Regions from separate parts of the Mus musculus genome. Here region 1 is linked to region 2. The links are chromatin loops, found by intact Hi-C in ENCODE. Cell type or tissue: gastrocnemius. All regions are shown on one strand. Links, peaks and the distances in the headings refer to the core of each region. The heading gives the core; the rest is flanking DNA. Region 1 holds the start of Lrrc8a (leucine rich repeat containing 8A VRAC subunit A). Region 2 holds the start of Spout1 (SPOUT domain containing methyltransferase 1).

Region 1 (15,769 bases), core at 5,031-13,030, 60 kb after region 2:
GATATACCCCGTTTGATCCCTCCTTAGAGGGACAGCAAGCAGCTATAGCTATGGCTTTCATTGGTCAGTCTGCCTCTGATATTAAGAAAAAGTTGCAGAGGTTGGAGGGACTTCAGGATCATACATTACAGGACCTGGTAAAGGAGGCTGAGAAAGTGTATCATAAGAGAGAGACTGAGGAAGAAAAGCAAGAAAGAGAAAAGAAAGAGGCAGAAGAGAGAGAGAATCGCGTGATCGCCGCCAGGAAAGAAACTTGACTAAGGTTTTGGCCGCAGTAGTAGGTGAAGGAAAGTCAGAGAAAGGACATTCAAGGTACCTGGGCAACAGGGCAAGAAGACCTCCAGGAGGACAGAGACTTCAACTTGAAAAAGATCAATGTGCTTACTGTAAAGAGAAGGGACATTGGGCCAGAGAATGCCCCAAAAAGAGACAGAGAGGACCTAAAGTGCTGGCCCTCGAAGAAGACTAGGGGAGTCAGGGCTCGGTCCCCCTCCCTGAGCCTAGGGTGATGCTCTCTGTGGAGGGGACTCCTGTTAATTTTTTAGTAGACATGGGAGCAGAACATTCTGTCTTGACCAAAACATTAGGACAATTAGGAAAAAAGAAAACAATGGTAATAGGAGCCACTGGTCACAAATTTTACCCTTGGACTACCAAGTGCACTCTAGAGGTTAGAAAAGGACAAGTAACTCACTCCTTCCTTGTTATTCCTGAGTGCCCAGCCCCCCTACTCGGAAGGGATCTACTAACTAAATTAAAAGCTCAACTTCAATTCACTGCCAAGGGACCCCAGGTAACCTGGGAGGGCGCCCCAGCAGCTTGCTTGGTTTTGCACCTAGAAGAGGAGTACCGCCTCCATGAGCAGAATCCCAAGCAGTTACCAGCATCCGAATGGATGTCTGCTTTCTCTGGAGTTTGGGCTGAACAGGCAGGAATAGGATTAGCCAAACAGGTGCCACCGGTTGTGGTGGAGCTAAAGGTCGATGCCTCCCCCGTCTCGGTCAAACAGTATCCTATGAGTAGGGAGGCTAAAGAAGGCATCTGGCCACATATCCAGAGACTGTTACAACAGGGGATTTTAGTGCCTTGCCAATCCCCTTGGAATACCTCTCTCCTGCCTGTGCGCAAGCCCGGGTCTAATGACTATCGACCTGTGCAAGATTTGAGAGAAGTTAATAAAAAGACATTCACCCTACTGTTCCCAATCCTTACAACCTATTAAGCTCCCTCCCGCCAGAGCGGACTTGGTACACTGTCCTAGACTTGAAAGATGCCTTTTTCTGCCTCCAATTGCACCCCAACAGCCAGCCACTATTCACCTTTGAGTGGAGAGACCCAGAGAGAGGGTATACGGGCCAGCTGACCTGGACACGGTTGCCACAAGGGTTCAAAAATTCCCCTACCCTTTTTGATGAAGCACTCCACCGCGACCTTGTGCCCTTCAGGGCACAGAACCCTCAGATTTCTCTCTTGCAGTATGTAGATGAGTTACTGCTTGCAGCCTCAACCCAGGAACTGTGCCTCGACGGGACCAAGAAACTCCTGAATGAACTGGGTAAGTTGGGGTACCGGGTATCCACTAAGAAAGCTCAGCTATGCCGCACCGAGGTGACCTACCTAGGATACACCCTCCGAGAAGGAAAGCGGTGGCTCACCAAAGCTCGAAAGAAGACTGTGTTGCAGATCCCAACCCCCACCACTCCACGACAAGTATGTGAGTTTCTGGGGACGGCGGGCTATTGCAGACTCTGGATACCAGAGTGGCCCCTCTGTATCCACTCACTAAAGAAAAAGTCCCGTTCACCTGGACAGAGGAACACCAAAAAGCCTTTGACGGCATAAAGGCTGCTCTGCTTGCAGCCCCTGCTTTGGCCTTGCCAGATTTGACTAAGCCTTTCACCCTATATGTTGATGAGTGGACTAGAGTAGCCCGCAGAGTCCTGACTCAGACTCTGGGGCCCTGGAAGCAGCCGGTGACCTACCTGTCCAAAAAGCCAGACCCGGTCGCCAGTGGTTGGCCCTCTTCCTGAAAGCCATTGCTGCAGTAGCCCTACTTATCAAAGATGCTGACAAGCTTACTCTGGGTCAACATGTGACTGTAATTGCTCCCCATGCTTTGGAAAGTATTGTGCGGCAGCCCCCGGACCGCTGGATGACAAATGCCTGGATGACACACTACCAGAGCTTGTTATTTTTTTTTTAAAAAAGATTTACTTATTTATTATTATATGTAAGTACACCGTAGCTGTCTTCAGATGCACCAGAAGAGGGCGTCAGATCTCATTATGGGTGGTTGTGAGCCACCATGTGGTTGCTGGGAATTGAACTCAGGACCTTCGGAAGAGCAGTCAGTGCTCTTACCCGCTGAGCCACCTCTCCAGCCCCCCGAGCTTGTTATTAAATGACCGGATAACTTTTGCTCTGCCTGCTATCCTCAACCCTGCCACCCTGCTCCCCGAAGCAGATGACTCCACCCCAGTGCACCGATGCGCTGACATCCTGGCTGAAGAGACCGGAACCAGAAAGGACCTGACTGATCAACCTTAGCCAGGTGTACCTAACTGGTACACAGATGGTAGCAGCTTCGTGGTAGAAGGAAAAAGAAGAGCAGGAGCCGCGGTGGTGGATGGAAAGCAGGTAATTTGGGCCAGCAGTTTACCAGAAGGAACTTCGGCGCAGAAAGCAGAACTCCAGGCGTTGACCCAAGCACTAGAACTGGCAGAAGGTAAGGCCATCAATATCTACACTGATAGCCGATATGCCTTTGCCACAGCCCACATACATGGGGCCATCTACAGGCAGAGGGGGCTGCTCACATCAGCAGGGAAGGAAATTAAAAATAAGGAGGAAATCTTGGCTCTCCTAGAGGCTATATATCTGCCCAAAAGGGTCGCTATTGTCCACTGTCCTGGGCACCAAAAGAGCAGTGACCCGGTAGCAAAAGGGAACCAGATGGCTGACTGGGAGGCAAAACAGGCAGCCCAGGGGGCAGTCACTCTGGCCGTTGAAGCCATTGATGAACCCCACGGCACCCCGGAAGTTAGTTTTGAATATACCCCCAAAGACTATGACATAATTGAAGACATGGGAGATCGAGGACTGGCTCGGGGGTTCAGCCAACATGGTGTAGCAAAAACTAAAGAAGGAAAAATCATAATGCCCTACAAAGAAGGGAGGGCATATGTAGAACGCATCCATCGGTTGACTCATCTGGGAGCAAAGAAGTTATGTGACTTGATTCAATCTTCCAACTATTATGTGATCAAGCTGCACTCCATCGCTGAGCAAGTTGCAAAAACTTGTAAGGCTTGTGCTCTGACCAATGCGGCACGCCCCTTCAATGCACCAGGGAAAAGACTGAGAGGTGACCGACCAGGGGCTTACTGGGAAATAGATTTTGCTGAAATTAAGCCAGGGAAGTATGGTAACAAACATCTTCTAGTTTTTATAGACACCTTTTCAGGATGGGTAGAGGCTTTCCCTACTAAATCAGAAACAGCTCAGGTGGTAACTAAGAAAATTCTTGAAGAGATCCTGCCTCGATTTGGGATTCCCAAGGTAATCGGCTCAGACAACGGCCCGCTTTTGTTGCCCAGGTAAGTCAGGAATTGGCCACGCAACTGGGGACTAATTAGAAATTACATTGTGCTTACAGGCCCCAGAGCTCAGGACAGGTAGAAAGAATGAATAGGACCTTAAAAGAGACCCTTAATAAATTAGCCATTGAGACCGGCGGTCGGGACTGGGTGACTCTCCTTCCCTTTGCGCTTCTCAGGGTCCGAAACACTCCCAGATGTTTCGGCCTCACCCCCTATGAGATTCTGTATGGGGGACCGCCCCCCTTAACTGAGTCAGGTGGGATATTGGATCCCAACACTGACTTTTCCTCACCCTCTGCTCTGTTTACTCACTTAAAGGCCTTAGAAGTTGTCAGAACACAGATCTGGAACCAGATCAAAGAAGCCTACACACTGGGGACCACAGCAGTGCCCCATCGGTTCCAGATCGGAGACTCGGTCTTGGTCAGACGACATCGCGTTGGCACGCTTGAGCCCCGGTGGAAAGAACCTTATCTGGTGCTGTTGACTACCCCCATGGCAGTGAAGGTAGACGGGATTGCTGCCTGGATCCACGCCTCCCATGTAAAGAAAGCACCAAACCAAGATGAGGGTGACTGGACGGTGGCAGCCACTGATAATCCTCTTAAGCTGCGCCTTCGCCATAGCCCCAACTTTGGGTAGTAATCCTCATGCTTCCATGACCCTGACATGGGAAGTCATCTCTCAAGCCAGAGATACTGTATGGAGTACTTCAAAGGTAGCCCCCCCCCCTTATACATGGTGGCCCCCTCTGTTCCCTGAAATCTGTGCCTTGATGGCTAGATTAGACGCTTGGGATATCCCTGAAGAGTCACATGAAACAGTGCCCCAGGGCGAGGTAATCTACCAAAAGCGGTCATATAACCAGGGGGTAAGTTCCCAGGGGCAGTACATTGCAGATATACCAGGCTGTAATAGTGAGTCTAAACAAAGGAGGCGCCGTCAGGAGCCCTTTTATGTCTGTCCCAGAGATAGAAAAAGTAAAAAAGGGGCTCGCCGGTGCAGGGGAGCAGAGGGCTTCTTCTGTAGTCAGTGGGGATGTGAAACCACTGGTACCACTTATTGGCACCCTTCCTCTATCTGGGATCTTATTGTAGTGTCCAGATGAAATAAGGGCCATGATTCTTTAAACATCACTTTTACTCAGAAAGGAAAAGAGGCAAAGGAAGATTGGATAAAGGGGAGGCAGTGGGGCCTAAGATTTTATGTGACAGGGACGGACCCTGGATTCACTTTTAAGGTTCGGCTGAAGATAGAAAGTCCTCCAGCCCAGTCAGTGGGGCCTAACCCCGTCTTAGTTAAAAGGCCTCAGAGACCCCCCTCCAAGACCTACCCTCCCTGGGCCTACTTTAGGTGGCCCTACTGATGCTTACACTCCTTCCCTTGATCTAGCCCCAACCACTCCCTGGCCCCCAGACACCGAGAATCGCCTGTTTAGCCTGGTACAGGGGGCATTCCTGGTCCTCAATCGTACTAATCCCAACATTACTCAGTCTTGCTGGCTGTGCTATGCCTCTAGTCCCCTCTATTATGCAGGAATCGCCCAAGTCAGGACCTATAATAAGACTGCAGACCATTCTCAATGCCCTTGGGGGGAAAACAGAAAATTGACTCTGGCAGCTGTCTTAGGGAGCGGACTTTGCTTGGATCAAGTGCCACATGGTAGATGGCACCTCTGTAATCAGACCCAACATATCCAGTTTTCCGACAGTGGTCAGTACCTAGTGCCCCCCTTAGACACAGTGTGGGCTTGCAACACTGGTCTCACTCCCTGTGTATCTACTTCTGTTTTTAATACTTCTAAAGATTACTGTATTCTAGTTCAGCTTGTCCCTAGGCTCCTGTACCATGATGACAGCTCTTTTGTTGATGAATTCGACCATCGAGTCTGCCATAAGCGAGAGCCCATTACCATGACTTTGGCGGTCCTCCTGGGTCTGGGGGTGGCGGCTGGGGTTGGCACAGGTACAACCGCCTTAATTCAGACCCCTCGATACTTTGATGACTTGCGAACTGCCATGGACACTGATCTGAGGGCCACAGAGCAGTCCATAACTAAACTAGAAGAATCCTTGACCTCCCTGTCAGAGGTAGTACTGCAAAATAGGAGAGGGTTAGACCTCCTTTTCCTCAAAGAAGGAGGACTTTGTGCAGCCCTAAAAGAAGAGTGTTGCTTCTATGTAGACCATTCTAGAGTAATTAAAGATTCTATGTCAAAACTCAGGGATCGATTAGACAAGCGCAGAAGGGCAAGAGAAGATAGACAGAGCTGGTTTGAAAATTGGTTTAATAAGTCTCCTTGGTTTACCACCCTTGTTTCTACCCTTGCCGGTCCCCTAACCATTCTTTTGCTTTTGCTCACTTTTGGACCTTGCATTCTTAATAAGTTAGTGGCTTTTGTAAAAGACAGGGTTAATGCTGTACAGGTAATGGTGCTCCGACACACCAGTACCAGACTTTGCCAGAAAAGGAAGTGGGGTCGCTCTAAGATTAGAGCTACTCACAAGAAGTGGGGAAATGAAGAGTGGAAAAATACTGACTGCCCTGAGAACATGGGCCCCAGCCCCCTGCCAGAGGGCCTAATTACCCGGAACTTTTGAGAAAAACAACCGCAGACTGTTTCAATGTCCCAGGTGGTATTATTTGCAGATCCCCTGTGACTGGAGCTGTGGGCCACCATGTGGGTGCTGGGGAATCGAACCTTGGACCTTTGGAAGAGAAGCCAATGTTCTTTTTTAGTTTTTTGAGACAGGGTTTCTCTGTGCAGCCCTGGCTGTCCTGGAACTCACTCTGTAGACCAGGCTGGCCTCGAACTCAGAAATCCGCCTGCCTCTGCCTCCCAAGTGCTGGGATAAAAGGCATGGCCACCACGCCAGGCAGGATATCTTTTCTTGATGATCCATCCTGTTTCTCTTGTCCAGTGGTATCTGAATTTCTCTGTTGTATGTTTTTCTTCTCCTGGGAAGATAAAAACAAAACCCTGCCCCAACCCTAACTCTGGATTCTTTTGTGGACTAGCAGGGTATATCTTTCCCAGGGCAAAATGCTTTTTGGCAACAGAAAAAAAAAGCATTATCTTTGAAGTTGAAATTATTATTATTTTTAAAGTTTGAAACTAAATATACCTTAGTATGTGGATAAATATACTTATATCCCCCTTTCTCTTTATATAAATTTAAGGTTAAGGGGCTGGGCTGGAGAGATGGCTCAGCAGCTAAGAGCACTGACTGCTCTTCCAGAGGTCCTGTCACTGTAAAAGGGGGCGGAGATCATTCAGTGAGGGAAGGGTCATCTGTACAGCCTGTGTATATTAGTCAGCTGGTGCACACACCACTGATACCCAACTCCACAAAAACTCATTGCTGTGCTCCCTGCCTTTCTTCTTTCACGTAAGCTACTGGAACTCGTCCCATACTGGAGTACATGAAACACTTTGTTTTAATAGCTGAACAATTTCCCAACCTAAGGATTACTACAGTTAGCCTGGGAATTATGAGGACCCGGGAAGATTAACACACACACACAGCTAGCGTCTGGAGGCTTGGTTCTGAAGATGTGGTTTTATCCTCAGCTCAGCTCAAAATTCGCTGCTAACGTTAGGCTGGAGGTTTCCCGATAGAGAATTCCCCTCACACCCTCTGCCAATCCTCTATCTCCAGCCAGAAGCCGGGGAACCGGACAAAGAGATCCCCACCAGAAGCCCTTGCTTACAAAAGTCGGAGCAAAATACTGGATAAAGCAGATACTTAGTTTCAAAGTGACCACTGGACTCAGGACACACCTACCAGATTCCTAAACTCCAATACCTTCTCAAGCACGGCACTACCTCTCTCCCCTCTTCTACAAAAAGTTCCTAACCCAGTCCAGTCCAACGACTTCAAAGATCTCCTAGTGTGAGACAGTGAACTCGCCGGGGCGCGACTAATCGCCCAAGAAACCTTTAAATTTAGTTCAACTGTGTTTATTGCAGCGGCGGCGGAGAAGCCATTCAGTTAACTCGGAATTATGCGGCTTTTCAGGGACAACCGTCGCAAGCCGGACGTGTCGAGGCGCGCGTCAGCATCAGCAGGGCAGTTACATTTGCGGGCACCTGAAGAGTTTGGGCAGCGAGTCAGCTAACGAGCAGCACTAAAGGTATGAGGACGCTGGCCCAATGGCGATCGGAACCCGAACAAAGGAGGTGAGCGGATACTTGCGTCAGCTTGGGTCACTTGGCCGCTCTGGCCAGAGTAACGCATCCCTTAAGTTGCAGGGATCCCTGTCCCTTTAAGGGGGCTTAGTTCTGTCCCGTTACTTCCGCCCCGAAGTGGCTTGGCGCAGGCACGTGGACGGGAGTAGGGTGAAGCCGCCTCAAGCTTTCCCCTTAACAGACATGGCGACGGCCGGGATGCCGCGGGTGCGTCCGGCCGTGACGTCACTTCCGGGGCGGGGGAGGCAGAGTGGTGCAGTGAGGGACAAACAAAAGGAGGCGCTGGAGGAGCGCGGCGGCGGGCGGCCGGACTGGGAGGTGGAGGGCCCGGGCTGCCTGCGGGCGGCTGCGAGCGGAGAGCCCAGGTGAGCGGGTCGGGTGGGGGATGAGACGCGCGCTGTCACCGCACGGGACGCTCTCCTCGGACGCGCGCTCCGCCCCTTCAAGTTCTGCGGGGCTCTCGCTGCCCAGGGGCGCCGGCCACCCTGGCCCCGCGCTGGGCTTCGCTCCGCCCTGCCTCCCGCGGGCGCCGGCTCCGGTCTCCACCCTCCAGGCCGTGCGGCGGCGCGCGAGCCCCCTCCCGGGCACCCTGTTCTCCGCGCGCCTCTCACCCGAGTTTCCGCCGCGGTCCTCAGGCCGCACTTGCCGCGCTGGTCCCCGCAGATCCGCGCCCCTTGGCGCACGCGCCCCCTTCCCAGAGGTTCCACCCGGGGTTCTCTTGACAGCTCCCCCACCAGCTCTTACAGTTCTTGGCCGTGGGCTTCCCGGCGCCGGCTTCTCTTTAGACCACTCCCTCTTCCTGATCTCCCGGACTGTCCCCTGCTATGGGGAAGGGAGCACAGGCTTTTGGGACCTCAGACTGGGGCTCCCTGAACGACCGACTCCTGATATGAGAGTCTGTTTCGTTCTGTCCCTGTTTTGTGCATCTCTTGGGCAGGAGTGACAAGTACAGGAGGTTGTTGGTGAGCTGGAGGTCAGCAAAGGCGACCCCAAGCTGAAGGAACAGCAGAGTTCGGGATGACAGTGGCAGGGGGTGGGGGCTTGTTTTTTGAGATAGGGTCTCAACTATGTAGCCTTGACTGTCCTCAAACTCTCTCTGTAAACCAGGCTGGCTGGCCTCGAGCTCACGGAGATTCACCTGTCTGGTTCCTGAGTGCTGGGTAGAGACGTGGGCCTCTAACCTCTGTTTGAGACCAGGGTTCTTGAACCTGCCATGCACTGGACTGGAGTGAGTCAAGATGGGCTGGTTCTGCTTGATACAGTTGTTGTCTTGTTTTGAAAGAACACATTGAGTGAGCATTAGCTTTTTCTTGATGGGAACTGGGCTGACATAGTGGTAGTTCTAGGACAGCCACTCTTGTACAACCTCCTCTAACGCTGCCCTAGCTAGGACAGGGACAGCTTTAAGGATGAGGTGTGGAGGGGAGAGAGTCTTTGTGAGGATGGGGACACTTGTCTGCTGAATTTTGGAGACAGAAATGAGTAGCCAGAGGCTACAAAGTCTTTTCCTGCCTTGCAAGTGTGTCAGTGGTCTCTTTAACTCTGCCATCTGTGTTATGTCCTCTGAAGTAGAGAAAATGGCCAGTGCAGGAAGAATAAGTTGACCATTGAGGGTAGGAGAGGGGGTATATTCAGAGGCTCAGGGGTGGTGCCAGTGGGCTAGGCCGTTCATCCTGCTGTTTCCTTGATGAAGGTCGGGCTCTCCTCCAGCTGTCATGGGCAGGCAAGGGCAGGTGAGCAGTGTTGGAGGACAGCTTCCTGGAGATTTTCTGGGGTCTGAAGCTCCACATTGTTTGGGGGATGGTGTACAAAGCAGGGACCAGAGAAGCAATTGACAATACCTCCCACACCCAGGAGTCAGCCTCACATTCCTGTTCTCCATACCTAAGGCACATTTGCTAGGATGGAGTTTCCTTGCAAATCTGAATGGCCTTTGTGGAGGGCATGGGCTTCTGAGGGTCAGCCTAATGGGGCAGAACCCCCGCTTGCTGCCTGGAACCAGCCTGTTCCTAGGTCACTGTCCTGAGACTGTAGATTTTCCAGGTTTTTACAGAGACATTGAAGGGCAGGCTGACCAGTGAAGACCTCTTGATAACTCAGAAGGAATAAATGCAGACATTAAATAAATATAGACTACAGTGGTCCTGAAGCAGCCCAGAGGAGAGAGGAGGGAGTCTTGGTCATTGAGCAGGCTATCCAGAGTACATGTCCTTCAAGAAGGGACTAGAAGAGTCAGTGAGTCCAGAGTCCTACTTCAGCCCTGGCTGTGAAGTAGACAAGTAACTGTTCAGTATCAACAGTGTTCCAGTCCTGTCTGAGACAGAGGGTGGGGCAGAGGTGGACTGGATGGCCTCTGGTGCTTTGCTGCATGGTCACGTATAGCCTGCCTGTCTTGTCTTCCTGTGGCTTGGGGGACTGAGTTTGGCCTCCATCCTTTACCAGAGCCGACATCTCCACAAGTGTGACAGCTGCTTCCCAGCCCCTCCTAGACACTCCACCTCCCAGGTCCTGCTGTCTGCTGCTTCCTTCCTGGTTAACTACTGCTATATTGCTCTAACTCCCTCATAGCTGGGCCACACTCCCATCTCCGGCTATTGTTGCTGTCTTCCAAGTCTGGAGCGGTGCCCACACTTCTCTCTCACACAGCCACCTTATCTTTGGTAAGCAGTGCAGAGCATGGTGCCTGTCAGTAGTTGAGCACTTGCTCACTGTGGAGAGTCTGTCCTTATGTTTCAGAGAAAGTCCTTGTCTGGTCTGGTTCAGCCCTTGTCATTCCTCTCTGGCCATCTCCCATATCCGGGACTAGCTGTGACCAAAGAGTAGCTTGCAGCATATTGCCCACCTCTTCTCCCCTGCCTGTGCTATGCCTCCTGCCTGGATCCTTCTACTCCTCACACCCAGGGGTCACCAGATACCTTTTCTTCTAAGAAACTGTACTAACCCCTTTGGTCCCTAAGCCTGAGTCCCTAGCAGAGCCTTGCCTCCAGATTGAAAAAGCTGCCTTGAGGACTCTTTGGAGAACCAGGATCTGTGGGACAGGCTCCCTAAAAAAAAACTCTGTAAAACAATATATGTATCTTTAAGAGCCACAAACGTGCCTATTGATTGTAGCTCTCCCTTTCTCATAGGGCAGCAGCAGCGTCCATGGAGCAAAAGGAATGTCAGGGCCCTGTGCATCCAGACAGGGACCAGCCTCAGCACCAACAGCCAACACAAAGATAGCAGAGTCATCTCAGGGTAAGCTCTCTCCAGACTGTCTGTACTGCCTCTCCCAGGCAGATAGCATGATCACACCTCCATTTTCATAGTCCTTTGATGTGCATAGGATCCAGGGCATTGGAGTGGTGCCCGCTCCCTCTGCTTTGGTGTTTTGGGTTCTATTTTAGTAGTGACGGTTGAGCCCAGAGCCTCACAGGTGTTAGATAGACAAGCATTCTACCTTCAAGTTACTTCCCAAAACTCAGTGTGTATCTGAGGTTGGCCTTGAACTCCTGATCTTCCTGCTTCAGTCTCCCAGTCCTGGGATTATAGGCACACACCACCATTCTGGGGCAATGCTGGGGCCTCTTGCATTCCTTCAGGAAAAGCTGAGGCAGAGATGGAGGTTGGGGGACTGAGGCAAGAACAGAGGACCAGACCCAGACAGTTAGAGGAGCTGAGTTCTATCTACAGCCTCAGCTTCCTTCATGGTGGGTTGAGCATGTTGCTTCAGCTTGTATGTGGGTCAGCACTGGACAGAGACCACTGCTCAAGCTTTGGCAAACGATCCTGCGATCCTTTCACAGTATGTTGTGCAGACTGCACTGCAGGGTCAGCAGGCCAGCGCTAGGCAAAGACACGCTCTGCCTAATGCCTTCTCCATCCACACCAGTTCTCAAAAAGGTTCTGAAGAGAGGGATATGCGACTCTTACCATCACCCGTTCCTCCCTGCAGATCTCATTGGTGCGCATAGCTAGAAATGCTGCTGCCTGTGACACATTTCCCAAGAGGTGTCCCTTGGTCACTGAAGTTAGGGAACTGTGGTTGTTCCAGGACTTGTCAGAGCCTTGGAAGCGTGTTCCTGAGCACGACGAGTGGGAGCAGCCTTCACACTGGCGTGGTCCCACGCAGCTCTCTTGGAGATAGGAGCCTTTATACTCTGTATAGTTTGCCTTTTCTCTGCTTTTTGAGGCAAGGTCTCTTGTACCTGGGGTGGCGGCTACTACTTTCAAAATCTATGTAGTGGCTGCCTACTCCTGAGCTAGCCTCAAACAACAACTACTACTGCTATTACTACTATGACTTCTTTTTCCTTTTCTTCCTCTACCGTCTTCTCTAGTATTTTTTAAAATTGCTTATTTATTTTTATTTTATGTACACTGGTGGTTTGAGTGCACGCATGTCTGTGTGAGGGTGTCAGATCCCCTAGAACAGGAGTTACAGACAGGCAGTTGTGAGCTGCTGTGTGGGTGCTGGGTATTGAACCCCAGGTCCTCTGGAAGTGCAGACAGTGTTCCTAACCACTGAGCCATCTCTCCAGCCCCTCTTCTCTAGTTTTATTTCATTATGTGTATGAGTGATAAACTGTTTTGCCTGCATGGTGTCTGTACACCATGGGGGTACCTGGTATCCTTGAAGCTCAGAAGATAGCTTTAGATTCCCTTGAACTGGAGTTAGAGACAATTATGAGCTGTTGGAAATTGAACCAGGGTCTTCTCCAAGAGCAATAAATGTTTCTAACTCCTGAGCCATCTCTTCAGCCCTGGTTTCAAACTTGTGATCCTTTTACCTCAGCCTCTAGAGGGCTAGAAGTACAGATGTGCCCCTCCATATTGTTTAGAGTTTGACATCAGAGAAACGGTAAAGTCCTGACCCCATCTTCTCTTGGACACCTATTTCATGAAAGTCAGGTCACTTTGGGGCTACCTGCTTTTGTTTGTTTTTGGTTTTTGTGTGTGTGTTTTGGTTTTTTGAGACAGAGTTTTTCTGTGTAGCCCTGGCTGTCCTGGAGCTCACTCAGTAGACCAGGCTGTCCTGGAACTCAGAAATCCACCTGCCTCTGCCTCCCAAGTGCTGGGATTAAAGGCGTGCGCCACCACTGCCTGGCTGGGCTATGTGCTTTTTAGCGCTTTTGTTTCTTGGAAGGGCAGCCTGTGTCTGGCTCAGACAGGCTGCGGAGGCTGGCAGACAGAACAGAAGGCACATTCCTCCTGCAGCACCCCTGGGGCCCTACTGGGCCTTTCTGACTGTGTGGGGCATTGACATCAGAGAGGGAGGTGGAAAACGCCTGGTGTGTGGTGCTGTCATACTCTTTTGTTTATGGGAACAAGGTCAGCAGTGACTGCCCTGCCCTGTGGGAGCTTCCTGTTGGTTGTTGAGGAACTCTGTCCCTGGGGAGAGTTGGCTTGAACTGAAGCTTGCCTTTCTGGGCAGTGGAGAACAGGAAACCAGAGGAAGTGCCTATGTGAGATGGGAATTCCTTCTCTGCTTGTAAACAGTAGAGTCCATCATGCTGGGGTGAGGTGTGACCTCTGCTGTCTGCCTGAGCTAGGGCCCAGGTGCAGCTCAGGGAGAAGTGTAACATTTGAGTGGAATTGGATTGCTGTATATGCCTGAGTTTGTCACGTGACTGTTTGTCCTTACAGTACCTCTAGGTCAGTTTTGTATTGGTCGCAGAGAGTTTCAGACAGAAATCCCACAGGTTGGTTGGAAGACAAGGAAAAGGGCTTCCCAGTTGTTTGAGTCTACAGAGCCACTGATAGGCACAATTAAATATCAGTAGGTTTTTACAGATTTATTTATTTAGTTTATGTATATGAGTACGCTGTAGCTGTCTTCAGTCACAGCAGATTCATGGAACTGAGACTCTGGAAGGCTGTGACCCCACTGCAGATGTCCTGAGATCTCCTGGTAAGTTTTTTTTCTGTCTCTTGAGAGCTTGAAATCTCAAAATTAAATTGCTTGCTGCATTACAGCCTCACACTCCCTCTAGAGTAAAAGTGGCTGTAAAATTCCATGGTTTCACATGTGACCCCCATCTCCGAGGCGCATCTGCCAAACCTGTGCCCTCTCTGACACTCAGATGACAAATGTGTGCCCAGTTAGGTGGCATGGCAGAACCCTGGCCGGGGGCACCGTGCATTCCCCAGCTGGGTCCTTAGGTTCTGATTTGGGGAGTGGATAGGCAGCTTGCCTTTAGCTGGGTCCCCTTGCCTGCTTGTCCAGGCCAGCACCTGTTCCCCTGGTCCCACAGCAAATGGTTCTGCAGCCTGTCCAGGGTGCTTACACCTACATTTCTTAACCAATCTCAGAAGACACAGCAGATGTTCATAGCAGGTCATGACCAGTCTTCAAGGCTACTTTGTTCCCAGGGGTGCAGACCCAAAATTGGGCTCCAGTTTCCTTAACACCTGGAGTGCTAGAGGCCCCTGAGTATGACCTGCTTACAAAGGCCTCATTTCTGTCCATGCCTCGTCAAGAGGAGGCTCTTCCTAAGAAGCACCTCGAAAGGCAGTGGAGGTGGCGAGGCTGTGGAGGCAGCGAGGCTGTGGAGGCAGCGAGGCTGTGGAGGCAGCGAGGCTGAGGAGGCAGCGAGGCTGAGGAGGCAGCGAGGCTGTGGAGGCAGCGAGGCTGAGGAGGCAGCGAGGCCTGTGGAGGCAGCGAGGCTGAATAGGCAGCGAGGCTGAGGAGGCGGCGAGGCTGTGGAGGTGGCAAGGCTGAGGAGGCAGACCTGTCGTCTTAGGACTGCTTGGCACAGTAGCAAGTCGGATCTAGGTCTGTCGTGCCACCCGATCCTATAACATCAAATCCGTTCACCTCTCCGGACCTCAAGCTCTTCATATTGTAAGGGACTTTCAGCCCTCCTGTTCTGAGAGCAGCAGTGTGCCTGGAGTCCAGGCTGCTTTAGCTGGACAGGAGGAGCTCATGAGTTTACAGAGGCAGCCTGGGCAACATCTCAAACAACCCCTAATAAAAACTATAGTAAACATTTTTACTGCATAGAAATGATCCAAAAGCTTTTTGGGGACCACTTCATTTGGGGGACCCCCTGCAACCCTCCAAAAGAAACAAATATTACAGCTGTTTTACAGATGAGATGGAATTCTTTTCCCAAGTCACTCACTGGTGAGGTTGGGAGCCACCAAATGGTTTGCCATGATGTTGGAAGCTGAGGGGCAAGCAGAACTGGGCACATAGCAAGGGCAGTGGCTGGGTCTAAGCTATAACGGCTAAGCTGTATACTGGATTCCAGTGGCCAGTGGGGGTAGTCCAGGAGGTCGCCCTTGCCTGTTACCTTTTACCAGAACACAGCCGCACCCCTATGTGTTTGCAGAGGACAGACCTGTTTGGGAAGCCCTGCCCTAGTGCCAAAGCAGTTCAGGTACTTTAACCCTTCTGCTCCAGCCTGCCGGCTTCCCTGGGCTATGTCCCAGGAGGTGAGGGTAAGTCCCAAGCCCACAGTCTCTTACGCATTCCAGCTGGGCTTAGGAGTCTGGCCAGGATAGGGGGCTGGGTCCCAAATGAGGGTGAGACCTCCCACCTCCTGGCCTAGTACACGAGGAAGCATAAACCCTGGGACAGAGTCATAGGCTTGAGCCACTCAGTCTCACTGGGCCTCTAGTGACCAACCCTTCCCCTTCCCCAGGAACATTTTAGCCTCTCTCTACCTGCAGGGAAGTTTCCCCTTAGGTTCTGTTTGTGCTTCAACAAAGGGCTCTCTGTGCTCTGTATGCTCTGCGGCTGAGAGGGCCTGTAGCCCAGGTGCAGGAGCTGCCCGAGTCTCTGGACATGCATGTTTTGGTGGTCTCTCTCCAGATGGAAGGGGCAGCATGTAATCTCTCTCTCTCCCCGTGAGAGTGTGTGTGTGTGTGTGTGTGTGTGTGTGTGTGTGTGTGTGTGTGTATAGGAAGTATCAACAGGGGCTCAGTGGTTAAGAGCACTGACTGCTCTTCCTGAGGTCTTCAGTTCAATTTCCAACAGCCACATGGTGGCTTACAACCA
Region 2 (15,769 bases), core at 3,181-11,180:
GGTGCGCTCTGGGTGTTGGAGCAGCTGAGGCCAGAGCGGCTCCGTGGCGACGGGGACCGTAGCGCCTGCGACTTCCGCGAGGATGACTCTGTGCACGCGTACCACCGCGCCACCAATGCGGACTACCGCGGCAGTGGCTTTGACCGCGGCCATTTGGCCGCCGCCGCCAACCACCGCTGGAGTCAGCGGGCCATGGACGACACCTTCTACCTGAGCAACGTAGCGCCTCAGGTAGTCTCGGACCCTGGTCGCCCGCCCGACTGCAGCGTCTAGATCTTACTTTACACGTGCACCGTGGCGGGAGGGAGGAATCTTACAGTGGCACTGCAGAATCCGGGGTTTATCCTTCTTCAGCCTCCCGTGGGAAGCAGTGCACCAAGTAGTGACGGGCTGCAGCAATGCCTGTCAGCAAGCCACCCAGTGTGCTTCCTCAGGGAACCCGGGAGCTTGACTCCTCAGTCTACCCTGCTGGCCTAGGGCCAGTCAGGCCTCCAGGGCACACTGTTAGCACTGCACCTGCTCCCAGCAGGGTCTTGATTGTGAAGTAGGTTCCTGGGACATCCACCCAGTGGATGGAGATGGACAGGAGACCATATCCCACCCCACACCTTTTGTTGCTCGATTTTCCAGGCTGCCCAGGAACTCAAGAGATCTGCCTGCCTCTGCCTCCTGAGTGCTGGGATTAAAGGTGCACACCAGCACTGTCCAGTCCCCGTGCCTTTAGAGCTTGACCTAAGGTTTGGGAGTTCCAAGAGACCTTGGGGGTCTCTGAATGACTAATGTCCCCTCCTTCCTCCTTCCCTTGAGATGGGGAAAGCTTAGAGCATTGGAGTGCCAGGAATGGAGTGTGGCTAGCACTGGCTCAAAAACTGTAGTCACAGAGCCGTAAGGAGGGAGCCCTTCTTTGAGCCCTTGTCCTTCAAATGTTTGGGCATTGACATTAAGAGCTGGGGCATGCCTAATGGAAGGTCCGAGGTGTGCTCCTGAGCCTCGCTTCTCCCACCAGGTGCCACACCTCAACCAGAATGCCTGGAACAACCTTGAGAGGTACAGCCGCAGCTTGACGCGAACTTACCAAAATGTCTATGTCTGCACGGGGCCGCTTTTCCTGCCCAGGTAAGCCTGTAGCTGACGGGGCCTCCGACTCCTGTTCTCCAACCTTGGGCTTTCTGTGTCACTGTAGCCAGAGACCTTTGGGTGGCCTAGAACTCTGCTGTGCCCTCAGGTGCCTGGCCCCACACCTGCCTTTGCTCCCCACGTCTGACCTGCCTTACCACCTGTAACCCGTGGCTGCACGGGAGGCTGTCACCCTTGCCTCTGACGTGCTAAGGATTCCTGGCAGACAAATGAGCTGAGCTCCTCGGGAGGGCACAGAAAGCAGCAGCAGCAGCAGCAGCAGCAGCAGCAGCACGGGCTGCAGCACGGGCTGCAGGAGGCAGCGGCTGCTGCGGAAACCAGAAGCTACAGGCATCCACTACAGGCCATCTGGCGTGGCGCGGTGTGACGCCACCCGAGCACCAGGCTGGGGCTGGGGTTCCCCAGCATGGCCTCCCACTCGTGCTTGTTAGGTGTACTGCCTACGGGACAGGTTACAGTCACGTGAGCATAGGTGAGCATCAGGGTCTAGAGAGCTCATTCCTCTAGCTGCGTTTATTGCCTCCCATTCTGTCTGAAGCAGTATTGGGCAGAAAAGCAGAGGTTAAGCATTGGTCCCCACCTTACATAGTTCCCAGACCCAAGGAGGCACCAGGCCCAGCACAAACTTCTTGCTTGTTGGAAGTTAGGAAGGCTTCCTGGAAGAGGTGACCTTGTATGTAACCAGGCCTCTTGGCCATGCGCCCGGGTCTATCCACAGGACCGAGGCTGATGGGAAGTCCTATGTGAAGTACCAGGTTATTGGGAAGAACCACGTGGCAGTGCCCACACACTTCTTCAAGGTGCTGATCCTGGAGGCAGCCGGTGGGCAGATCGAGCTACGTTCCTACGTGATGCCCAATGCCCCCGTGGATGAGACCATCCCTCTGGAGCGGTTCCTGGTGCCCATCGAGAGCATCGAGCGGGCCTCGGGATTGCTCTTCGTGCCCAATATTCTGGCTCGAGCTGGAAACCTCAAGGCTATCACTGCTGGCAGCAAGTGATGGTGGAGGACTCACTGGAGCCCCTGGGGAGATGGGCTGACTCACATTAAAGGCAGTTATTTTTGGAGAGAAGACTTGACCATCTCTACTCCCATGATCCTCCTGTCCTGCTGCTTCCTCTACATCCTGGGTCCAGAAAGCGGGGAGGCGGGCCTCGATCCCACCTGGGTGAGACCAGGCTGCAGAGCAGCCAGCGAGATGAGTATGGCCTCCTGGAAGAAAAGAAGTTGGTTGGGACCAGGAAGCCAGGCAGCCTTCCCAGCTGCTTGTTTTCAGGCCCCATGTGAGACCTACCTCAGGGTCAGGAGGGATACTGGTGGAACAGTAATTAGTGATATGGGCAAGACTTCAGAGACAGGGAGACTGGGGCTGCCCGTCTGCATAGTCACTGCCCCTGAGGCTGACAGCAACAGAGCCTCCCCCATAATATCCACAGGCACTGAATCCCATGCTAGTCTCCAGGATGGGTGCATAGATCCTGTGGATGCTCAGAGCTTGTGGCACACTTTCCCCCAACACCCAGAGGGACCTAGGATACAACCAAGGAAGCGGAAGCAAGAAGCCCTGCAGAGGGACAGACAGACAGATCACCTGGGTCCCTCAACCTAAGAACACAGGGCTACCACAGGGCACAGGGCCAGGACTGCAACTCTTAATTGCTCTTGTGTTCAGTCCCTGCTACTAGTTGGCTGTGGTAAAGATCCCAGCTTCAGAAAAGCTCTTTAGGCTGGGGCTGGAGAGATGGGTTAGGAGTACTGGCTGCTCTCCGGGAAGTCTTGAGTTCAATTCTCAGAATCCACATAACAGTTCATAACTATTGACACCTGTAGTCTCATGGGATCCGATGCCCTCTCCTCATGTGCACAAGCACACGCAGACAAAACATTCATAAGTAAATTTTAGAAAAGGCACGCAAGGTGGGCTGCAAGAACTCGGGCTGCGGCTCACCTCGGTGCGGATGGTACGGCTGCCCTGGCTAAGGCATGTGTTGACATAGAAGTCGAAGAGGACACTGGGGTCAGCCACTTCAAGGTTCGGGTCAGCATCCACTGCAGCTTCTAGCCCTTGGAGGCCTCCAAACACCACAAGGGCATGCCTGGGACCCAGAGAGGGGGACACTGACTTCAAGGCTCCACTGGATGCAGGCTCCAGAGCTTTAAGTCCCTAACCCTCTGTAGAGCAGGGCCCAGTTCCTATTCTAGACAGCACACACCTGAAGCTGGGCAGCTGGGCAGAGGCCACGTCGGAGCCACGTTCTGATGTCCCAATGGTCAGGTCGTACCCATCCTGGAAGGGAGCCTCAGCAAACACAGCGCCTGGGAGTGGGGCAGGCTCAGGTAAAGAAGACACCTACTGCTCTTGGGAAGTTGACCTTGGCTGTGGTAGGCAGAAGGAGCTCCCAAGCCCCAGACAACATTCAGCAGCCATGATACTTGTCTTGAGACTGCAAGGTCTCGCTCTGACATATCTAAGCTGGTCTCAGACAGACAGTGAGATTCCTGTGCTGGCCTCCCTAGTGCTGAGACTGCAACAGGATGGGGGCCAAGCACATCCTGTTCTCAGATTTCTTAGCATTCACAGAGATGTTCAGGGAGACTAGGGTACCAGAGATGTGACCAGAGGCTAGAGGAGGCACCTCCTAAACATACACACAGTTGGGTAGGACAGAGACCCTGATCTGACTTGTGGGTCTCACAAGTGGGACAGATGGACATTCAGGGAAGGGAATTCAGCTCTTACTGAGGCAAGAGGCCAGCCGGACAGTGTAGCCCCAGTAGAGACCAGCTTTGGTGCGGGGGTCCTGTGATGACACAACTGTTCCTTTGTATGTCTTGCATTCTGGGAAACAAAACAGGCTATGAAGACCAAGGAAACTGGTAGGTAGAGGCGGCTTGGAAGAGGCTCTGAGCCAGGCAGCTCTAAGGGCCCAGGAAGCTCCCCCTACCTGGGAGCTGCTGCTGGTTCAGTCGCACGGTCACCCGAAGTCCAGGGTCCAGTTTCTTGTCAATCTTCACCTCCTGAAGAGAAGCTAGAGGGAGTGAGTGAGTGCCACACCGTGAAGGGGACACGTTGTCAGATAACCCAGGTCAGCCTGCCCCGTCCAGGGTCCATGGAGGCCACAAGAGGGCACCAGATTCCCTGAAACCACCTGATGTTAACCGCCATGTGGGTGCTGGGCACTGAATGTGGGTCCTCTGCAAGAGTAGCCAGTGCTCTTTAAACTGAGTCACCTCTCCATCCTCGAGGGGCTCATAGCTTGAGCCCTACTTTGGGATAACTAGTGTTTCTCAGCAGGCCTGGAGTTCAGGTCTCCTCATTCATGTGTCCTTACCTTTTATAGCTAGCAAGTGTCCCCAAGTGTACCACAGCCCACCTTCCCAATCCTACCTTCTTCATTCCACAGTTGACCAAAGAGCCATGGCCTGCCTTGGTGGGCCGGTCCACCACGACGCCTTCTCGAAACTCAGACTCTTCGTCCTGACGCATGTGGTGAGGGCTGTCCAAGGGGTTGAGGATTCCTGGGCAGGGAACAGGAGGTGATGATAGGACCAGGCTCTACCCCTAGCCTGTGTTCCCACCTGGATCCATCTTGGTGCCTAAGGCTGAGTCATGGGAAATGGGGCAGGCACACTAGCTGTACCTGCAAACTGCAGATCTTGGTGCTTGGGGAAGAACGCCTTTCTCAGGTACCTAGGGAGGAATGCATCTGTCAGGTCCATCCTGGGGAGGCTGCCTCCCAGCCACTGCCCTCACCTCACACTTACTGTGGACACTCCAGGTACTGTAGGATGCGGGCCAGCTGGACACATGCCTGCCCTTTCTTGCCAACTCCCCTGAATTCTCCTTCCACACTCCTGGAAAGATTAAGACAGACCTCAAGATCCAAGTGCTGGGCTTATTATACTTTTTTTTTTATTTTCTTTCTTTTTCATTTGTTTTTGGGGACAGGGTTTCTTGGCATAGCCCTGGCAGTCCCAGACCTTGCTCTGTAGACCAGACTGGCACTGAACTCTCAGAGATCCACCTGCCTCTGCCTCCTGAGTGCTGGGATGAAAGGCGTGTGCCACCACTGCTCAGCTCAAGTGGCCTTCTGGTCTCCAGAACCACACTGGTGTTTGTACACAAGCACCATAAAGAAATGCTAAACACAACCCAAACCATCCAAGTGCTGAGCCTCAGCACAGACCATGGGCAAAACCCTGAGTCCACTCTCTAGCACCAAGGGTGAGAAAAAGTGAGTCTGCAGCTGCCTTTGAGAGCTCCTTCCAGGCAGCCAGGCAGGTGACAAGGAGCAGGACAAAGCCATGGCCACCCCTGCTGGTCCTCCCCACTCCCCAGAGACTCTCACTTGGTATCTTGGCCCTCCTCATCGAACACCACAATCTCATCCACACAGAAGATGGTGCAGGCTCTGGCGATCTGGCCAGCCAGGTAGGTGCGGAGCTCAGGTGACTGGGCATTGTCCAGGATGGAGCCTGGCAGGGCCACACTCAGAGTGTAAGGCCGTCCTAGCAGGGACAGGGGATGTTCCTGTCAGCCTGACAGGCTGTGGACCTTCCCTCCCTTGCATGTCCCCATGGCTCAGAGATTCAACTTACCTCACGACCCAGCTGCTTACCTTGGTTGCTCCTCTGGGCCGCCGCCTCTTCCTCCTCTTCCTGGCGTTTAGCCTCTTCCTCTTGGGCACGCTGCCGCTCCAGTTTCTTCATTATCTTGAGGTCCTTCCACTTCTTTTTCTCCTCTTTTTCTGGAGAATTATTGGAGGGAAAGGACTTGACATGGGGAGGAGAGTTCCTTCTCGCTGGGCTAGCCTAGGCTCTGGAGAGGCTGCCACCACTCACTTGGATACACTGAGACCCAAAGAGGGCTCGTCGGGCCATTAGCTGGTTTGTGGAAAGGGAGGGCTCAGTGCGCTTGCCCAACCCGGCCTCAGCTTTTTACTTACTCTGCTGTTTCCATTTTCGCCATTCAACCCTTTGGCCATGTTCACCCTGCAAGTAAGGAGGAAGATTGAGAGGCTGACCGGTCACACATAGGAGGGGCGCATCCCATCGGGCCTCCCGCCATCTGACTCTCTCAAACCAGGGTAGAAGTACACAGGGACTCGCCGTGCACAAAGCCTGGGATCAGATCCGGGAAGCTGAGGAATGAATCCCCATTGGGCAAAAGAAGAAACCGAGACAAGGGGAAGACAGGTATGGCCATAAAGTCGCCCTAGGAATCAGAAAATAAGCCAGGAGAGGACTCAAGACACCGTCGCCCCGCGAATGAATGTAGATCGGACCAGCTAACTCTGCAAGCTCAGGCTACGGGAGAGGGGCGAGGGGAGAGGAGAGAGCAGAAGACCCGGGCCGACACCACTGTGACACGCTGCAGATTCCAGGCCTAGCCCGGAACCCATCGGTCCGCACATACCGGACCACACGGACGCTTCCTCGGGCGCTCCGCCATGTTTCCAGGCCCACCGCGCGCCTGCCAGTTAGCCTCGCCTCTTCCGGCCACACCTCCGCGGAGCTGCCCAATCAGAGGCCCAGCGGAGAGTGGGGCGTGTCCTGGGTGCCAGGCTGAGGCGGAGCTCAGAAACGCCACGTGCGAGTGCGGAGGCTGCTGCGTTGGTACCCTGTCTCCAGGGCAACGAGTTCGCAGCACTACGCTGTCCGAACCCAGTAAGGCTCATGTGCCGCCCTTTCCATTGTTAGGTACCCTGGTGATATTTAGCTTCCATGTTTTATGTAAGGGCACCCTATTGGAAATTACAAAAGACTACCTTTATCCAGTTCATTTGCACTTTCTTTTTATTTATCCATTCAGTTTCCTGGGACTCCAGCTAAGGCCCGACGCGTGCTAAATTTAGTGCTCCACCAGTGAGCTATATTCCCAGCCTCGTCCAGACTTTATTCTTTTGGTTTTTTAAAAAGATTTATTTATTATTATACATAAGTACACTGTAGCTGTCTTCAGACGTGCCAGAAGAGGGCATCAGATCTCATTACGGATGGTTGTGAGCCACCATGTGGTTGCTGGGATTTGAACTCAGGACCTTTGGAAGAGCAATTGGTGCTCTTACCCGCTGAGCCATCTTGCCAGCCCCAGACTTTATTCTTTATCAGTTTAATTCATTTGTTTGCATGTAGTACTTTAAATTTTTTAAAAAAGAAATTGATACAGGGTCTTACTATGTAGCTTGGACTGACCTCAAACTCAATCTTCCATCAACCACCTGAGTGCTGTGATTGATTGATTGATTGATTTTTGGCAGCCCTGGATCAAATCCAAGGTCTCCAGCATGCAAATCACTGATCAACATTCTGTGTCTACTTTAAAATCATTTTAAGTAAAGAATGAGAAGATAGGACTGAAAGAAGTCCCTGCAGAAGACTTTTAGCTGCTGCTATAATAGCAGCCATTGTATCTGGCATGAATTCCAGAGGGATTGTACCTAGGGTTTGAAGAAGCCTTTTGTAAAGTTATTGATTGTTGTCTGAGGTTTTATGGGGTTGCTCTTCCAAGGATTCTCAGAGCCTTTGCATAACTTAGTCCTGAGACATACCTGACAAACCAGGATGTCTCCTGGGACTTGCTTAGGTATGCCTGGGAATGTAGGTTATGCCTGAGTATTGCTTAGGTAGGGTTCCTTCAGAGAAGCCTAGATAAGGTAGCAGGTTTTGGTATACAGAAATTGACTTGCTACAAGTACCTTTTGTGTAACAGTAAGGAGGGTCTGCAAAATGGTAAATATGTGAAGTTCAATGCCTGAGAGGATGAGCCCCTGCTGCTGAGAAGCCTAACAGGTCCTGCAGTGTCTCCTTTTCTTTGCTCTCCTGTATAACCCAGAACACCAACAGGTTCCTCCCCAAAAAACTTTTCTGCCTGATAGTTTTATATTAACTTTTTGTTGTTGTTTTTGAAACAGGCCTTAATATATAGCCCTGGCTGTCCTGGAACTTACTATGTAAACCAGGATGCCCTCAAACTCAGAGATCCTCCTGCGTGTGCCGAGCAAGTGCTGGGATTAAAGACTTGTGCCACCACGCCCACCCGGCTTGTATTAACATTTTACAATGATCCGATACTTTGTTACAGTTGAGGAACAATCCTGACACATTATTACCGCCAACTACAGTTTACATCACTCTTTTAGTCATACTTTCTTTTTGTCTGTTTTGCTTGCTTTGGTTTGTTTTTTTGAGATAATGTCCATCCTCCTGCCTTATCCTCCCAGGAGCTGAAATTACAGGTGTGGGGCACCCTGCTGTGTGAATTTTGACTTTATTTATATGAGTGTTTTGTCTGTATGTATGTGTGTGCACCAGAGTCTTGCCTGGTGCCTGAGGAGGCAAATGGATCCCCTGGGACTGAAATTATAGTAGATTGTAAAACACCATGTATGTGCTGGGAACTGAACCCAGGTCTCTGGAAGAAAAACCAGTCATCTTAACCACAGAACAATCTCCTCAGCATCCCAAGTTACTTCTTTGAGGTGCGATGTGGGGAGGCATGGACTGTGAAGCCCACACAGGCCTTCGTAGTGGGGCAATGTAAGAAAGACACCACTCCACGCTAGTACCAGCTACTCTCTGGCCCCAGCAGTCTGGCTGCCTCTATGGCTAGCCCCATGCAGCGTCCATCCATCTCAAAGGTTGTTTGTTTGTTTGTTTGTTTTTTTTTTAAGAATTAGTTATTTATTTTATGTATATGAGTATACTGTAGCTGTCTTCAAACACACCAGAACAGGGCATTGGATCCTATTATAGATGATTGTGAGCCCCATGTGGTTGCTGGGAATTGAACTCAGGACCTCTGGAAGAGCAGTCGGTGCCCTTAACCAGTGAGTCAGACTTTTTTTTTTTTTTTTTTTTTTTTTTTGGTTTTTGAGACAGGGTTTCTCCGAGCAGCCCTGGCTGTCCTGGAACTCACTTTGTAGACCAGGCTGGCCTCGAACTCAGAAATCTGCCTGCCTCTGCCTCCCGAGTGCTGGAATTAAAGGCGTGCGCCACCACACCCAGCTCAGTCAGACTTATATTAGTAAATTTTCAGCTCACAAAATGCCCACATAGTGAACTCAAAACTCCAATGATATAAACACAAGCTACACCCCAACATGGGGCAAATGCACCCTACTTAATATTTAATCGTCTAAGAAATCCCCAGTACTTATGGCTCCCAGGACTGTGTGGTTCTGGCTCCTCTTCCTCTCCTATAGGCTCCATCTTATCTCCTCCTCTCCTTCCCTCCTTCTCTCCCTCTGCACTCTCTGTACTCTCTAAAGTTCTCAGCCCACCTTCCTTTTCCACTGCCCAATCACAGGCTCTCACCTTATCTTGTGCCTGCCCTCACCTGCATATAAACAGCAATCCACAGACCTTAGCTCAGAATCCATCTGCCTCAGCCTCCTGAGTGCTGGGCTTACAAATTTGTACCATAGACCGGGTGTGCCAGTGCATGCCTTTAATCTCAGCAATCCAGAGACGGGAGGATCTCTGTGAGTTCAAGGATAACTTAATATATATATATAGTGAGTTCCAGGACAGCCAGAGCTGCATAGAGAAACCCTGTCTCAAAACAAAACAAAAAAGCTGGGCATGGTGGTGCACGCCTTTAATCCCAGCACTCGGGAGGCAGAGGCAGGCAGAAGAGTTTGAGGCCAGCCTGGTCTACAAAGTGAGTTCCAGCCAGGGCTACACAGAGAAACCCTGTCTCGAAAAACCACACACACACACACACACACACACACACACACACACACACACACACACAAACCCAAACAAAACAAAAAAAACAAAGTGTGCACCACGCAGCAAGCTTTGCAATTGCATTTATGCTGTGGTTAAAGGCATATACCACCACTGCTGGGCTGGGGCTTATGGTTGCTGTCTAGGCTGGATGCCACCAAGTCCCCAGGTCTCCTAGCTGGGGTTAGAGTGGGACACCAAGCTTGTAGCATCAGTGCTGGATGCTAAACTCTGGCCTTCCTGATTGTGCAGTCATCGCTTCAACTTAGGGATGAAGTATGTATCAAAGTTGGCCTTAAACTCCCAATCCTCCTGATTCTACTCTACCTGAGGAGTAAAATAATGACTATATGCCATCCAAGGTACTTTGAATTAAGAATTCTATGGTTGGGCTGGAGAGATGGCTCAGCAGTTAAGAGCACTGACTGCTCTTCCAGAGGTCCTGAGTTCAAATCCCAGCAACCACATGGTGGCTCACAACCATCTAGAATGAGATCTGGCCGGGCAGTGGTGGTGCACGCCTTTAATCCCAGCACTTGGGAGGCAGAGGCAGGTGGATTTCTGAGTTTGAGGCCAGTCTGGTCTACAAAGTGGGTTCCAGGACAGCCAGGGCTACACAGAGAAACCCTGTCTCAAAAAACTAAAAAACTAAAAAAAAAAAAAAAAAAAAAAAGAATTCTATGGTTTTGCCCATCGTGGTTGGCAAGCTAAGACATGAATGTTAAGACAAGTCAAGTCTCCTCTTACAGTTGAATACCCCAACCAATGTGAACGGGAGAGGTATACCACAAAGACAGGTTCCTAAGGAAATCTCCAGCCCTAAATCCTGATCAGTGAAATAACTTGGCACAGATGCTTGTGGATTTTATGCTTAAAAGCCCTGTAGGATCTTAACTCAATGTCACGGTTCAGCTCTGAAGTCTGAACTGTGGCCTTGCCCATGGTCCTGGGGTGAATGCTCAATAAGCTGTCTCTGTCTGACTGAGATCAGTGCTCCTGTGGTTTGTGAGGTGATTCTCAGTCCCCAACAATACCAAGTATGTTCCATTGACAATTCATGGCTGAGATGCAGCCCAGAGTTAGAATGCATGTCTAACATTGAGATCCTGGTTTGATACCCAGCGTCATGTGTATGCAATGCCCACAGAGCCCAGGAGACAGTCTAGGGTCCTTTGAAACTGGAGTTACAGGTGGCTGTGATTTGACCACATCTTTTAGAACAGCAAGTGCTGTTAGCCACTGAGCTGTCTCTTCAATCCCATCAAGCTCCTCCCCTCTTCTATTTTACAGAACAGTTGTCTGTCACTTGATTCCAGAACAGAAAATGAAAGAAAATTAGATCTTTAAACTAAGTTTGTGTTTTGTTGGGATAAACTCTTGTGTAAAGAATGTCTTTGTATTATTCAAATGCTGATTTCTGTAGGGGGGAGTGTGGATGTGGGGAGAGGGTGTCCCCCACCCCCCACGGCACTCCCACAGAGACGTGGGCACAGAATGGCCTTTGGTATTGTTACTTTTATGAAGCATCACCCCTTTCTGTGTTCTGTAAACATCTCCATCACTTTCTGATTGGTTTAATAAAGAACTGAACAGCTTATAGCAAAGTGGGAAAGGATAAGGCAAAACTTCTGGGCAGAGATAGGAACTCTGGGAAAGAGTCGGACGCTGGAGATTCAACAGTCGGACGCTGAGGAAGAAGCTTGTGCTGGTACTGAAGGGAGGTGACTAACGGGCCAAGGGGCAGAACTTAGATCAGAATAAACCGGTTAATTACGTTATAGAGCTAGTTGGGAAATAGCCTAAGCTAAGGCCTGGCTATAATAAATAATAATGTCTCTGTGTTACTCAGGAGCTTTGGTCACTGACAGTCTTTTGACAGGTTTATTACATATGTGTATTGGATTTAGTCACTGCCCATGGCTGGGTGGAGCTCAGTGGTACAGCATTCACCATGCCTGTGTAAAGCCATGAGTTCACTCCTCAGCACTGCCAACAAAACAAAACACAAAATCCAGCCAGAATTGAGAGCTCAGGCTTCTCATCCTTACACTTAGGAGGGAGGCAGGAGGATTGCCACGAGCTTGAAGCCAACCTGGGCTACAGTGAGTGAGTGACACTGGCTTTCCCTGGAAACCTTTGAGAAGAAAAACATCATTGGCCTTGGGATTCAGCAAGTTCAGCCCCACCCCATCCCAGACAGGAGTGAGGGAGGGGCGGGCTCAAGGCTCTGCAGGACACACGGGCTCAAGGCTCTGCAGTACACATGGGTCCAAAGGAGGTTTTATGATTAACAGAAATGACTGATCCTAGAACCTAATGTTCTAGGGACTCCTTACCAGGGGAAAACATTTTTTTTTTAGTTCATATACCTGATGACCCCAACATTTCTGTAGGCTGGAGAACAGATATGAATGAAATGCCTGAGTTTGTTCTACATATGGACTTGGCTTCTAGCATGGCCTCTTGGAGGGATTTGGGGACTACAGTTGCTTTAGTGGAACCATGACTAGGGACCGAATCACATTTCTTTTCTTTTCTTTCTTTCTTTTTTTTTTTTTTTTTTTTTTTTGGGTTTTCGAGATAGGGTTTCTCTGTGTAGCCCTGACTGTCCTGGAACTCACTCTGTAGATTAGGCTGGCCTCGAACTCAGAAATCCGCCTGCCTCTGCCTCCCCGAGTGCTGGGATTATAGGCATGCGCCACCACTGCCCAGTTCGAGTCCCATTTCTAAGCCGGGCGTGGAGCATGCTGTACTCTCAGGACTCTGCAAACAGAGGCAGGAGGATCACAAGTTCAAGGGGTGGAAGTGGGGGTTCCTGGACTCTGCCATCCCCCACACTCCCTCTGAAAGGAAATAAAACTTGAGACCTGTGATTCATGTAATGTATGTCAAATAGCCCAAAGAGTTGTTTGTGAGCTTTGAAACCTGGGGCTGAGAACATAGCAGAACAGACCAGGACATGCCCGGGCAGGCCTATCGCCTCCCTATCTCCCACCCCTCTGACCTAAGTTAAATGTTAACAGGCTGCTGATGTTTAAATGGACCAATCATGTGAAACCGCGCCAATTCCTCCCCCAGCCCCACTCCTTTTCTATAAAAACCCCTAGCTTCCAAGCCTCGTGGTCGAATCCACTGTCTCCTGTGTGACCCGGAGCTCTGCCATTAAAATACCTCGTGTTGTTACATCAAGGTGTTGTGTTCTATTCGTGATTCTTGGGTGCACGCCGAATGGGGAGTTGAGTGGGGGTTTCCCCACTAAGTTCTTTCATTTGGAGGCCCCAGCGAGATCTGCGTGACACCCAGGAACCCCGAAGGACCCCTTGGAGGTGCGTTTGTTTGTGTGAGTCTTGTTATGCTGTCTGTTGTCTAAGCTATTCCAAGCCCTGTCCAGCCGTCCAAAGGAAGAGAGAAGCTGCCTTGAGGGTTCTAATAACTTAAAACTTTATTAGGAACAGTAGCAACACTGTGAGGTCACATGAGAAGAAGTGGAGAAGCCATGGAGCCTCAGCAGGGCTAAGGTGGGGCTGGGGCTCCAGGCCTGATCCTCCATCCTTTACTGTCCCAGGCAGAGGCCAGAAACAACCAAGGCTCTACAAGAACCTATAGAGGCGCAGACTGAGTTCCAGAACCAGCCCCCAACCCAATATAGCAGTCCAGACACTGGGTAAGATGGCTGAAACCCCCAAGAGATGGCCTCTTTCCTGGAAACATGCCCAGTCACACATCTGGGCCCTGCAGCGCCATCTCTGTGATAAGGCACAGCTGAGGTCTCGGGGTTGGAGGCGGGCCTGAGCGCCTCAGGCTTGGGGCTCTCCTTTCCAGCTGCACAGCCTCTTATCCATGGCCTGGAGTGTAGCCTTGTCCTGCAAGATACACACTGAGCCTTCTTTCCCCCCACCCAGTGGTTAGCCAGGCCCAGCAGCCTTCTCTCCCCCACCCCCGCCCCCAGCTTTCTCTAACCTTCACAAAACAGAATCGGATGTAGTGGTCAAAGTCCTTATGATGGGGCTGGCTATAGAAGGTGGAGACAGGGATGGCTGACAGCCCCTGGGGACAAACAAGGAAGATCACGTCTGTGTATAGCCTTGAGAGCTAAGCCATCAGCTCAGGGACAGAGGAAGGCTGGGTGTGTCCCCTCCATCTTCTGTGCTGGTCAGGAGAGACCACTGTGTGGCATCACCCTGGGCTCCTCCCAGGGTGCAGACAACAGACTCTGCAGCATGCCTGGGCAGAGCTGGGAAGAACTGTTTGAACCTCAGAGGTTTGAGCAGGGTTCACAGCAGATGGGCTAGGTCCTCAGTGTCTAGGAGGGAAGGCTGGGCTCAGAGAGGGGCAGGGCCTCCCGGAGCCAGCATAGCTTCCTTATTCAAGTGAACCAGCCTTGTAGCAGGAGTCGTGGAAAAGGTTGGGCTGGCGTCCCTCAACTGGACCAGGCATATGACCCGTGCAACTACATCTCCTGGCCCTGGCAGGAGCCCAGCCTACCTTGTTTTTGATCATCCACTTGGCAAAGCGTGTATCATAGGGCTCATCCATAGCACCAGGCAGGTCGGGCATGCTGCTCTCTGGGGCAACAAAAGAGGTTGTGCTGAGTCCTCACCAACTTTGGTACCTTCCCAAACCCTGAGTGACATGGCCAGACCCACTCACTGAAGTCTGAGATGTCTGCAATGAGGAAGTAGCTGCCCTGGGGGATCAAGGGCTTGAGGCCCACTGACTGCAGGCTCTGGATCATGTGGTCTCGGTTCAGGCCCATGGCCTGTGGCAGCTGCAAAAAGTAACTGCTGGGTTGTCCAAAGTGTTGCTGCTCCCGCTCAAAGCACTGGGCTACTGCAGCCTAAACAAGGCAGATGGACAGACGGACTGATGGGTCAGCTATGACCTGTCTGGGGGGCTTTCTGGCACCTTCCCAGACCATGGGGTTTCTTGCCCTTCTCACCTGGGCCTGGGTGGGGCAGTGAAAGATAGAGTTCTGGTGCACAGTCCGCAGGTGCTTCATGATGTTATCTGGACCCATGACCCAGCCCACCTAGACCAGGAGACAGTAGGGTCTCAGGACCAGAGGAGGCCTCTCTCCACTCTCCTGCCGCCGCCGCCGCCGCTGCCTGCTACGTGGGCACACTTACCTTCCAGCCAGTGGCACTGAAGCTTTTGCCTGCGCTGCCGATGGTCAGTGTCCGTTCCCACATGCCAGGGAGGCTGGCTACTCGAGGCCAAGAAGAAAGAGCAAATGCTGAAATGGGCAAAGTGGAGGGAAGGGACCCAGGGACAAGCATGGTCTCTTAACTGAGGATTTATCCGCTAGGCTCTTGACAGGACCCATCCATTTCCTGCTCCTGACAGGCTCGGGAAACAGATGCTACTGCACTCCTCAGAGCTCAGGGAGGGGAAGCCCCTGCCCACAGTCACACCAGTGCACAGTTCCACAGCCCTGGGGCCTGATCCCCAGGCCTAGGCTGCTCCCAGCTGGCCTGGCTCACCAATGCTGATGTGCTGGTGCCCATCATAGACCAGCCACTGGTAGACCTCATCAGAGAAGCACAGGACATCATGCTGTTGGCACAGTGCAGCCACCAGCTCCAGCTCCTTCTTAGAGAATACCTGTGGGAGCCAAGGTCACAGGTGTGCAGCTGGGACTGTCCCCAAGGGCAGAGCCTGCTTAGAATGCAAGACTATATCAGGTCTCAGGGTTGCTCTGGACCATCTCTTTGCACTATTGGTCAGTATTGCATCTAGCTCTGCAATGATGACTCTGTGGGATTGGCTATGTCTGGATCCCACTGCATAGACAGATAAAGTCACTGTTCCAAAACACTCTGCCCATACGCACAAGCCTTCACACCTCTGGGAGGATTGGTCCTCAGAGTTTCAGACATTCAGCCCTCCCACTTCATGCAG

What was found. Hi-C counts contacts between places; a loop is a spot of excess contacts. Peaks named below come from ENCODE experiments on the same cell type or tissue, not always from the same donor. Only the 100,000 strongest peaks of a DNase experiment are listed, where the experiment ranks them.
Region 1: a loop joins it to region 2, with 5 times the contacts of the local background. A loop is called at or near these places in 14 of 42 quality-filtered maps.

Annotation. Positions count from the first base shown.
Region 1 is chr2:30,229,653-30,245,421 of GRCm38, forward strand. It overlaps Lrrc8a (leucine rich repeat containing 8A VRAC subunit A), which reads left to right and starts at 8,117. Exons shown (of 4, transcript NM_177725.4): 1 at 8,117-8,153; 2 at 10,917-11,025. It overlaps 1700084E18Rik (RIKEN cDNA 1700084E18 gene), which reads right to left and starts at 7,979. Exons shown (of 1, transcript NR_028299.1): 1 at 7,545-7,979. In gastrocnemius, for the core only: CTCF peaks have their summits at 8,062 and 8,263; DNase peaks (open chromatin) are centred at 8,004, 8,333 and 13,006; H3K4me3 peaks cover 6,189 bases; H3K27ac peaks cover 6,399 bases.
Region 2 is chr2:30,171,836-30,187,604 of GRCm38, forward strand. Spout1 (SPOUT domain containing methyltransferase 1) reads right to left here and starts at 6,624. Exons shown (of 12, transcript NM_172660.4): 1 at 6,555-6,624; 2 at 6,085-6,130; 3 at 5,758-5,886; 4 at 5,488-5,647; 5 at 4,904-4,993; 6 at 4,780-4,829; 7 at 4,527-4,657; 8 at 4,084-4,156; 9 at 3,879-3,977; 10 at 3,352-3,454; 11 at 3,087-3,234; 12 at 1,612-2,350. The coding sequence starts at 6,590. The coding sequence ends at 2,258. Endog (endonuclease G) reads left to right here. Exons shown (of 3, transcript NM_007931.1): 1 at 1-231; 2 at 1,007-1,116; 3 at 1,856-2,234. The coding sequence ends at 2,138. It overlaps Kyat1 (kynurenine aminotransferase 1), which reads right to left. Exons shown (of 13, transcript NM_001356474.1): 7 at 15,352-15,472; 8 at 14,998-15,074; 9 at 14,811-14,900; 10 at 14,522-14,708; 11 at 14,357-14,436; 12 at 13,832-13,918; 13 at 13,289-13,734. The coding sequence ends at 13,669. In gastrocnemius, for the core only: CTCF peaks have their summits at 4,247 (motif pointing right) and 7,094 (motif pointing right); DNase peaks (open chromatin) are centred at 4,915, 6,228 and 6,645; H3K4me3 peaks cover 1,524 bases; H3K27ac peaks cover 683 bases.